Regions from separate parts of the Homo sapiens genome. Here region 1 is linked to region 2. A link is an interaction called in ENCODE POLR2A ChIA-PET data of the cell type or tissue named here. Cell type or tissue: OCI-LY7. All regions are shown on one strand. Links, peaks and the distances in the headings refer to the core of each region. The heading gives the core; the rest is flanking DNA. Region 1 has its middle 7.4 kb from the start of NBPF1. Region 2 overlaps SPATA21 (spermatogenesis associated 21).

Region 1 (5,369 bases), core at 248-5,247, 200 kb after region 2:
CTTGTCACCAGCACTTTTATTAAGACGTGAAAAGACAAAGACAACAGAGGAGAGCAGAGAATAATATCTCTGTTTCAGCTATTCCAGGATGTTATGCCAATTATCCAGAGTCCTTGATCTGATGTAGTAAAGAGCTAGGGACATTTTCCCTGAAGGCTTTGATTGCTGGCAAAATCTCATTAAACGTGTATACATTCATAGGTTGGCCATAGGATGGATAAAAGAAGAGCCTCTGGCCTACATCTGCCACGATACATGTGCAAAAATGCTCTCTGCAGCATTATTTTTCATTGTAAAATAGCAGAACAAATTTATTATTCAATAATTATAAAATGGTCAAATGTATGTGACTATATTTGGACAATGAAAAATGCAGCTGTTAAAAGCAGACAATACTGATGATTCAGATGATGTTACTGATGAAAATAATAACAGATGACAATTATTGAGCATTTATGGCATTCTTACAGGCATTACCTTATTTAAAGTTCAGAACTACCAAGGAAAAGAGTAACTTGTGGCAGGCGTGAGAGGTTCCGAGGCACAAAAGGAAGATAGGCATTCAAGGAACACCAGGATAGAAGACCCAGAGTAGGAGAAGAGAGAGGAAGAGGAGTCCGCCAGATGGGATGCTGGAAACCGCGGGATAGCTCGGTGGAGAGAGGGCGCTCCTGCTCCGCAAGCCTCCCTACGACGGCAGGCCTACCCGGTCCTGCTCCTGCCGGCTCTGGGCATCTGGTTTCTGCCGCTCCATCTCCAGGGAGATGGTGGCCAGGCTGTGCCGTGTACCCATCAACTTCTCTGACAGCGCCATCTTCTCAGACTCCTTCAGAGACAAGGCCTGGGCAGAGGCAGGGGACAAAGGGCTTGGGGGATGGGCTGGTCCTGGGGGCATGCTCAGGCTTCTTGCTGCCTAGGAAATGTGCCCACTGGGGGCTTAGAGGCCTGAGTGTGCCACTGCAGGTGGACCCAGGGCAGACATGCAGCCCTGGAAAAGGGCACAACGGCAGTCACAAGAATCCCGGACGTGGATACCACTCATAGAGCTCACTAACCCGCCACAGCACCCTGACTGCAGAGTCTTTCTTTCTACCCATCTTACAGATGAGGAAACTGAGGCTCAAGGAGGTAAAGTGACTCGCCCAGGTACACAGCTGGTGAGGAGAGGAGATGGGCACAGTCTGCCCTGTCTCCGTTACATTATAGGAAAGTTAGGGATTTGTTATTTGGGGGGACACGTCAGCTGATGCCTGTGGGCATCGTGGGGACTGCTCAGAAGGCAGCCATGAGGATCCATGCCCAGCGTGGGGTGGGACGAGGCATGGGAGAATATGGAACAGCTTTCCTGGTGTCACGACTGTCACTGTCACTCAGTAAGTGCTCACTGTGTGCCAGGCATGGAGCACAGCAAAGCCTCACGAACCCCCTTCTAATCCTCCCCTCCTGCAGGTAAGGAAACTGAGGCCCCCAAGAGGGCAGTGGCCTGCCCCAGGGCTCCTAGCTGCCAAGTGGCAGAGCAGGGCCCGGCCCCAGAACTGGAGCAGCTCAGAGAGCAGCAGAGGCCACGCCAGGGCTCACGAACCTGCTGCTTCTCGCTCTCGGCCAGGAGGAGGCCCTCGTCATGCTCCTGCTGCAGGGCAGCAATCTCCTCACTCAGCTGTTCCTTCTCAGCCTTCCGCCGGGCCAGCAGCTCCTCCTGCTCACGCTGCAGCTGACTCTGCAGCTGGGCCCGCTCGGCCTCCAGCTCCCGCCATGCTGCCTCCTAGGGGGCCAGGACTGGACGCGTGTGACACACCAGGAGGGGCCCAGGCAGACCCCCCAAAACATCAGGGCAGCAAGAGCCATCTGGCCCCCATACCCTCAGAGATGGAGGGTGACCAGGTAAATACAAGGGACTGATAAGGGCTATGACGGGGACACGCCAGGGCCGTGAAAGTGCCAAGGAGCAGCAGTGGGCTGGCCTGGGGGTCCGAACATGATCCCCTGCGGAGAGACAAGTAACTGTCAGCCAGGTAAGGAGAGAAAAGACCACCCCAGGCCAAGAGCACAGCCCCTGGAAAGGACTACAGGATGCAGGGTGCAGAGGGAAACAGGGCACGGTGAGTCACAGGGCCAGAGCCCCAGGCAGTGGCTGGGCCAGGACAGGCCGTGTGGGCCATGGGGATTCTAAGGACAGTGAGGGGAGTGGGAGAGAGGACTCGAGCCAAGGTGACAAGGAGCAATCTGATTTTTAGCTTAGGGGATGTTCCGACAGCTGTGGAAGAGGGATTGGGGTTGGGATGGAGGAGAGTTAGGACTGGCTGTGAGGAATGAAGGGGGTCAGGGGTTGCCAGAGGAGCTGGAGAGAAGAACACAGATTTGGGGACATTAATGAGGCCAAGCCAGGCAATGCAAAGGGCAAGAAGAGCAAGGGGGAGGTCACAGTTCAGATCCCTGGGGACTGGACAGGCGGGCAGGCAGAGCCCACAGGCAAATAGCAGCCCACCCGGGGAGCCCGAGGGCAGGTGCCTGCCTCAGCAGTTGTCCCTAGCAACTCTGTGAGAAGCAGACAGAGCTGCCACTTCTTTTTTTTTTTTTTTTTTAGACAGAGTCTCGCTCTGTCACCCAGGCTGGAGTGCAGTGGCGTGATTTTGGCTCACTGCAACCTCTGCCTCCCAGGTTGAAGCGATTCTTCTGCCTTACCCTCCCAAGTATCTGGGACTACAGGCGCGTGCCACCATGCCCAGCTAATTTTTTGTGATTTTAGGAGAGATAGGGTTTCACTGTGTTAGCTAGGATGGTCTCGATCTCCTGACCTCGTGATCCGCCCACCTCAGCCTCCCAAAGTGCTGGGATTACAGGCATGAGTCAGCACGCCCGGCCAAGCCACCCCTTCTTTAAGAGCTTCACCATAGCTCATGCCTGGAATCCCAGCACTTTCGGAAAGAGCTTTACCGCCCCCTGATGGAGAAGCGTGATAACCACCACCCAAGGCCATGGGGACTGCAGGGTGAGTGGCATGCCCTGGAGCCATGTAGTCATAGCCTGCACCTCTGTCAGAGGAAGCCCTGTCTAGGATTTGGTGGCTGAGGGCCCCTGTTCTGAGGGCCACTCTGGAGAGCATGCCAGTGCCAGCAATCATAACTCATGGAGCATTTGCTAAGTACCAGTCACTATGTTAAGCCCTCTATGCAGATGGTCTCAGCTCATCCTCAATACCTTCCACTATCCTATCCCTATTTCTACAGGTGGGGAAATGAAGGCACAGACACCTTGGGTAGCATCACCAGTAAGCGACCAAGATTAGATTCAAACCCAGGCAATATAACCCCAGAGTCAGTGTTCTAGTAACTTCCCTGGCCCCTTGCCTTTCTACATGCTCAGGTCTGCGTGGCCCTTCATATGGAAACTTCTTAGCAAATGAAAGTGCTTTCCTGCTGTGCATTAGGTCAACATTTCCCAAATGTGGTTGTGGACCCTCTGCATCAGGATTACCAGGGCTGGACCAGATTTGGGACCTGGGTATCTGAATGTCTAATAAGGACCACAACCTCCCCACCACCCCTCCAGTCCTCCCAGCTGTCCCCAGGGCCTCCACAACAGAGAGGGAGTCCCATTTCACAGATGTACAGACCGAGGCAGAGCAAGAACGATGATGAAACACTGGCTCAGACTTCTGCCCACCCCTCCCCAGCTGCCTGAACCTTTTCACGCTGGAGTCACTGTAAGTCCTCCTCCTGGGCTGCCCACTGCTCCCGCAGAGAGGCCTGGGCCTCCCGCTCAGCCTGCACCAGCTTCTGGGCCATCAGCTCCTTGTCTAGACTGGCTTTCTCCTGCGTAGCTATTATTTGCTGCCGCAGGCCCGCCAACTCCCCTGCACGAGAGGAATGGGGGAAAGGGCAGGGTTGGGTTGAAATTTTTCCTTGGGCCAGCAGACTTAGGCCAGTTGAGCCATATGGGCAAAATCCCAGAGGCAGAGGGCCTGCCTGGCATCCAGTTTGGGTCCTCTTGAAGAAGTGGCTTGTCCTCTCTGGGCCTCAGTTTCCCTATCTGCTACATGGGCCCACTGGCCCTGACCCCTTTCCTGCCTACCTAGAATGGCATTAAAGGCATAAAATGACTGATGAGAAGGCCTCCCAAATGGGACGGATGTCAAACATATAACAACCCTAGGCCAGGTGCCATGGCTCACTCCTGTAATCCCAGCACTTTGGGAAGCTGGGGCAGGTGGATCACCTTAGGTAAGGAGTTCAAGACCAGCCTGGCCAACACGGTGAAACCCTGTCTCTACTAAAAATACAACAATTAGCTGGGCATGGTGGCGGACGTATGTAGTCCTAGCTACTTGGGAGGCTGAGGCAGGAGAATCGCTTGAACCCAAGAGGCAGAAGTTGCAGTGAGCTCAGATCGCACCACTGCACTCCAACCTGGGCGACAAGAGTGAGACTCTGTCTCAAAAAATCAAACAGGCTGGGCGCGGTGGCTCATGCCTGTAATCCCAGCACTTTGGGAGGCCGAAGTGGGCAGATCACCTGAGGTCGAGAGTTCGAGACCAGCTTGACCAACATGGTGAAACCCCGTCTCTACTAAAAATACAAAATTAGCCAGGCATGGTGGCGCGTGCCTGTAATCCCAGCTACTTGGAAGGCTGAGGCAGGAGAATCGCTTGAACCTGGGAGGCGGAGGTTGAGGTGAGCCAAAATCGCGCCATTGCACTCCAGCCTGGGCAACAAGAGTGAAACTCCATCTCAAAACAAACAAACAAAAACAAACAAACAAACAAAAACCCTATTACTGACTCAGCACTTACTATGCGTCAAGCACCCAGCTAAGTATTTTAGACATAACCTCATTTTGTCTTCATAACATGCCTATGTAGTTTATCCTCATCCCCGTTTAACAGATGATGAAATGGAGGATCAGAGGAGATCAGCAGCAACTTCCCACAGCTGCACAGCTACACATAAAGCATCTCCTTTAATGACTGACATGAACATACCTGTCAAGCATTAACTATCAGCATTAATGGAAACGACTACAGGGAATGGAAATGGTATAGCCATCATCTAAAAACCATCTCCCGGGTTGGAAACCCACCAGCATTTCCCTTCCTGGTTCTGTCTGGCTCAGGTGTACATGGACAGGAAAATTAATTTCCATGACCCAAGTAGGTGCTTAGTTAATGTTAGATGAGCAGAAAGAAGCCCTGAGTTCAGAGATTCGATGGGGAACGGTGCAGGGAAGTGGGGCTCGGATTCTGGGGCCAAGAGAGTCATCTGAAAACCACAGAGAACTCAGACTAACAGGCCTGATGACCGATGAACAGCAGTTACTGTTGACTCAGCCAGGCACCGTGCCACGGCCTTACACGCTTTTCCCATGTCATCCTG
Region 2 (5,369 bases), core at 139-5,138:
CCTGTTGAGTACCTACCACGTGCTGGGCATTGTTTGAGGCACAAAGCATAGAGGAGTAAGTCAACTAGCAAGGCTGCCCTCAGGGAGCTTGCGTTCTAGATAATGAATAGGTTGACAACTTAAAGATAATGTCGGAGGGAGAAAGTACTACAAAGACAATAAAACAGGACAATGTGATAGGCTGAGTGTGGCTGACAGGCTCCTTGAGATGGCTGGCCAGGGAAGGCCTTGTGGAAAAACTGATGTCGAAATTGAAAGTGAATGACTCAAGAGAGCCGTAAGACTGTCTATGAAGAGGAGTTCAGGCACAGGAACATTCAAAGGCCCTGGGGTGAGACTAGGCTTAGCATATCCAAGGGCTGGAGGTTAGACCAGAGTGGCTAGACATAGGGCTTTATGGCTCTTGGTGAAGATTTTGGATCTTATTCTAAGAAGATGAGGCTTGGACTAGGGTAATGAAAGAGGGAGTGGAAGGAAGGGACGGATTCAGGATTTATTTTGTAGGTAGCACTAAACAGGGCTTGTTGACACGTGAAAGGATTATAGAGGGAAAAGGAGGAATCAGAGGTGATTTTGAGCTGGGTTGCATGAGCCCCTTGGGTGAGAAAGGCAGTGTCATTTGCTGGGCTGAAGAAGACTGCTGTGGTCATGTTTGAGAAGTGAATTAGCCAGCCAGAGGGAATTCAAGTAGGCCATTGGATATATGAACATGGAATTTAAAGGCAAGGTCTATGGCTGGGCATGGTGGCTCACGCCTGTGATCCCAGCAGTTTGGGAGGCTGAGGCGGGCGGATCACCGGAGGTAAGGAGTTCGAGAGCAGCCTGACCAATATGGTGAAACCCCATCTTTACTAAAAATACAAAAATTAACCGGGTGAGGTGGTGCTTGCCTGTAATCCCACCTACTCGGGAGGCTGAGGCAAGAGAATTGCTTGAACCTCAGAGACAGAGGTTGCAGTGAGCTGAGATTGCGCCACTGCACTTCAGCCTGGGCAACAGAGACTCTGTCAATTCAAAAAAAGAAAAAGGCAAAGTCTCGCCTGAAGATATGGATTTGGGAATCATCAGAGGGACTGAATGAGATCATCCAGGGAGAGAATGGAGATGGGAGACCAGAGGGTGGAGCCCCGAGGGTGGAGAAGATGAGGAGGAACTAGGGAGGGAGACTGGGAAGGAGTTGCTAGTGACATGGGAGGAGAACCAAGGTAGGGCTGTCATGGAGCCTGGAGAAGGCAGCATTGAGGAGAGAGGGAGCCACTGTGTCTTCTGCTGTTGCGAGGTGGGCTCTGTAAGGACAGAGCTCTTCCATTTGATAAGCCAGATGGAGATTATGGAGACCCCGATAAAAGCTCTCATATGGGGATGTGTTGAGAAAAGACAAGCGGAGGAGGTGAGGGGGACAATTATTGAGGGATGGGGCTGCAAAGGGGAGCAAGGAAAGACGGCTTTTGACGCCAGGTATGTTTGTACACGCCTGTAGTCCCAGCTACTCAGGAGGCTGAGACTAGCTTGAACCCGGGAGGTGGAGGTTGCAGTGAGCCGTGATCACACCACTGCACTCCAGCCTGGGCAACAGAGACTCTGTCTCAAAAAAAAGGAAAGAAAGAAAGAAAGGCAGCTTTTGATATTGTGGAGGCTGAGCCATGTTTGTATGCTGATGGAATCGTCCTGTAGTAACGCAGAGAGGGATCATGTGGTGGGGGGAGGGGACGAGAGCTAATGAATAAATGGGGAGACAGCCATGGGAGCAGGGGCCCATCTTCACAGCTCCCATTGCAGCCAAATCAAGGCAGGGAGGGTGGTGGGTTTGGGGATGCTTCTTCTCATCTGATGCTTCTGTTTGTCAGTGACACATGAGTGAGATGAGGGGCGTGGGGGATGCTGTTGTGAAATGATGACCTGGAGCGGAGGGAGGGCGGTGTGGCCAAGGAAAAGTGAGACTTGCAGGCAGCATCTGACATGAGTGGTTAATGCTTGAAAGTGAAACCCATCAATAAGACAGGATGTTCTCCAACCGCATTAAGCTGCTCAACATGGGTACAAGGCTGAGTGAGTTTAGCCAGGGTGGGGTTTTGCCAATGAACAGAACAGGATGAGACAGGGCAGATGCTGGCAGGGCATGCATGCTAGTGACTGTGTATTTGCAGGTTGCCTGGTCAGGTCAAAGAACTAGGAAGTGGCAGAGCTTGGGGAGGGAAGGATGGCTGGGAGGGGTCGGGGAAGCCTCCCAGGTGTTCAGGGATGCTTTGGATTGTGTGGCTGTGGCCGAGGGCAAATGGGTGGAAGAAATCCATGCTGATGTGGAACAAGCCACCACCTGGGATGAACCCAAGGGCTCCAGAGTGTAAGAGCATTCTTGATGCCCACCCAGAATACACACACATGCATACACACAGGCACAGGCACACACACACACGTGTGCACATCCATGTGCACTTTAACACACAGCCACACACACCTTCCTTGGTTTGACTCCAAATAGGGGTTTGACGTGCCACATCCGCTTCTGCCCTCTTCCTCCTCCTGATCCCCCCTGCCTTTCTCCTACACAGCTCGTCCCCGTTCCCCCTATGGCCCTACTTACTGGTGGAGGAAGAGGCCCCGGTGCTGGGTGGGTCTCCACAGCCTCACCCCTGAATAGAAGAGAAACCCCCAGGTGGGGGAAGCGCTCAGCTGAAGGTTTGCCCCCCTGCCCTCCCCTCTCAGCCCCCAGGACACTCAGTTCCACCCCAGCCTCATCCCCTTGGCCTTCTCATCTCAGGGGGCTCCTTATGTCCCCACATCCTCATATATACAGGCTCACGGAACCAAGAATTCTGGTATTCCAGCCATTACACAGATGGGGAAATTGAGACCCAGCGGAGCATGACTTGCCCAAGGTCCTCTACCAGGTCAGGAGCAGTCTGGACTAGAATTCACCCCACCTGAAACTCAGCAGAAGAGCATCCTTGTTGGGGGCAGGGGATGGCACTGGATGATGACTTACCCTCCTTTTGCTTTTTTAGGTCCAGGCGTGGATGGCAGGAAGGGGTTGACTGTCTTTTCCTCTGGAGCCACGACGGACATTGGGGGCATTGCTTCCTGAGAGCTGTCCCCATGTCCCCCTGGGCTGGGCTCTGGCGGAGCCTCCTGTGGCCTGATGTGTGGGACACCTGCCTCCTTGGGGTGCTTGCCTCCCAGTGGCTGGCCATGGCTGGCCAAGCGGCAGCAAGGCTCTGCTGGCTGCACCATGTCTGCCTGGTGACTGGGGGTGGATTGATATCCGGAGCCCTGTCAAGGACAAGGACACCACGGCTGGGGAGCTCCATCCTCGTTCCCAGGTGAACCTCAATGCTCCAGGCGAACTGGAGACCAGTTATTACACACTTACTAGGGTCCCAGCACTTCAGGCATCATCTTACTTAATTCTCCTAGTGCCCCTAGAAGGTAGCACAGGTACTCCCACATTTTGAAGGGTGAGGAAATTGAAGCCCAGAGAAGGCGTGGCCTACCCAAAGAACCACACTTCCCTATGGGAGTGGAATGAGAGCCTGGAAAATTGAGAAGATCCCCTTTAAATAGGGTTTTCCTTTGTGTGTGTGTGTATTTTTTTTTTTTTTTGAGACAAGTCTCACTCTGTCACCCAGGCTGGAGTGCAGTGGCAAGAACACAGCTCATTGTAGCCTTGACCTCCTGAGCTCAAGGGATCCCCCTGCTTCAGCCTCCCAAGTAGCTGGGACTACAAATACCTGTCACCACGCCTGGCTGATATTTTTTAATTTTTGGTAGAGATGAGGTCTCACTATGTTGCTCAGGCTGGTCTTGAACTCCTGGGCTCAAGCATTCCTCCTGCCTCAGCCTCCCAAAGTGCTGGGATTACAGGCATCAGTCACCATGCTCAGCCTTAATGGGATTTTCCAAGGGATACTTCAAAGAACAAGAATCCTTCATGAGCCTCCTTAAAAAGAGGAGGTTTTGGCCAGGTGTGGTGGTTCACACCTGCAATCCCAGAATTTTGGGAGGCTGAGGGGCAGGTGGATCACTTGAAGTCAGGAATTCATGACCAGCCTGGCCAACATGGAGAAATTCTGTCTCTACACAAAATTAGCTACGCATGGTGGCTCATGTCTGTAATCCCAGCTATTTGGGAGGTTGAGGGACGAGAATCACTTGAACCCAGGAGGTGGAGGTTGCAGTAAGCCATGATCACACCACTGCACTCCAGCCTGGGCGACAGAGTGAGACTCTGTCTCTTGAAAAAAAATAATAAAGGCCTAAGTGGGTGGATCACACGAGATTAGGAGTTCAGGACCAGCCTGGCCAACATGGTGAAACCCTGTCTCTACTAAAAACACAAAAATTAGCTGGGCGTGGTGGTACGTGCCTGTAATCCCAGCCACTCAGGAGGCTGAGGTGGGAGGATCACTTGAACCCAGGAGGTGGAGGTTGCAGTGACCCAAGATCACACCCCTGCACTCCAGCCTGGGCAACAGGGTGAGACTCCATGTCAAAAAAAAAAAAAAAAAAAAAGTGGTATATTATGGTATATCCATAGAATGGAAATATTACTGAGCAACCAAAAGAACAACATGTTGATACACACAATACATGAATTTCTTTCTCTTTCTCTCTCTCCTTTTTTTTTTTTTTTTTTTTTGGAGACAGAGTCTCACTCTGTTCTCCAGGCTGGAGTGCACTGGCATGATCTCAGCTCACTGCAACCTCCGCCTCCCAGGTTCAAGTGATTCTCCTGCCTCAGCCTCCCGAGTAGCTGGGACTACAGGCACCTGCCACCATGCCCAGCTAATGTTTATATTTTTAGTAGAGACGGGGTTTCACCAGGTTGGCCAAGCTGGTCTTGAACTCCTGACCTCAGGTGATTCACCCGCCTCAGCCTCCCAGAGTGCTGGGATTACAGGCTGAGCCACCGCACCCGACCTAGATGAATCTCAAATAGTCATGTGGAGTGAACGAAGCCAGACAGAAAGAATGTACACTGTACAATTTCATTTGTGTAAAATTCCACGAAATACAAACAAATCTATAGTGATAGTTGGTAGTCGCCTGGGGATAGACTAGTGGGAGGGGGGATGAGAAAGGGCATGAGGAAATGGTTGGGGTGATGGCTATGTTTGCTTTCTTGATTGTGGGGATGGTTTTGTGGGTGTGTACATATGTCAAAATATTAAATTGTACACTTAAAGTATGTGCAAGTGAATGCCAATTATACCTTACTGAAGCTGTTAAAAATAAATCTTACCAGGCTGGGTGCGGTGGCTCACACCTGTAATCCCAGCACTTTGGGAGGCTGAGGCAGGAGAATGGCATGAACCTGGGAGGCAGAGCTTGCAGTGAGCCGAGATTGCGCCACTGCACTCCAGCCTGGGCGA

Evidence for each region. ChIA-PET counts read pairs that join two places held together with the same protein. Peaks named below come from ENCODE experiments on the same cell type or tissue, not always from the same donor. Only the 100,000 strongest peaks of a DNase experiment are listed, where the experiment ranks them.
Region 1: POLR2A ChIA-PET joins it to region 2 with 11 read pairs; 2 of 35 experiments call an interaction of 5 or more read pairs at or near these places.

What each region holds. Positions count from the first base shown.
Region 1 is chr1:16,618,263-16,623,631 of GRCh38, forward strand. It overlaps the pseudogene CROCCP2. Among named protein-coding and RNA genes, the nearest start is that of NBPF1, 7.4 kb to the left of the region's middle. RefSeq lists enhancers at 291-959, 960-1,627, 1,628-2,296. In OCI-LY7, for the core only: a CTCF peak has its summit at 2,952 (motif pointing left); a DNase peak (open chromatin) is centred at 2,949.
Region 2 is chr1:16,418,925-16,424,293 of GRCh38, forward strand. SPATA21 (spermatogenesis associated 21) reads right to left here. Exons shown (of 13, transcript NM_198546.1): 4 at 2,987-3,047; 5 at 2,585-2,633. Among named protein-coding and RNA genes, the nearest start is that of SPATA21, 16 kb to the right of the region's middle. In OCI-LY7, for the core only: no CTCF peak of the experiment used is centred there; a DNase peak (open chromatin) is centred at 2,037; H3K4me3 peaks cover 1,141 bases; H3K27ac peaks cover 1,106 bases.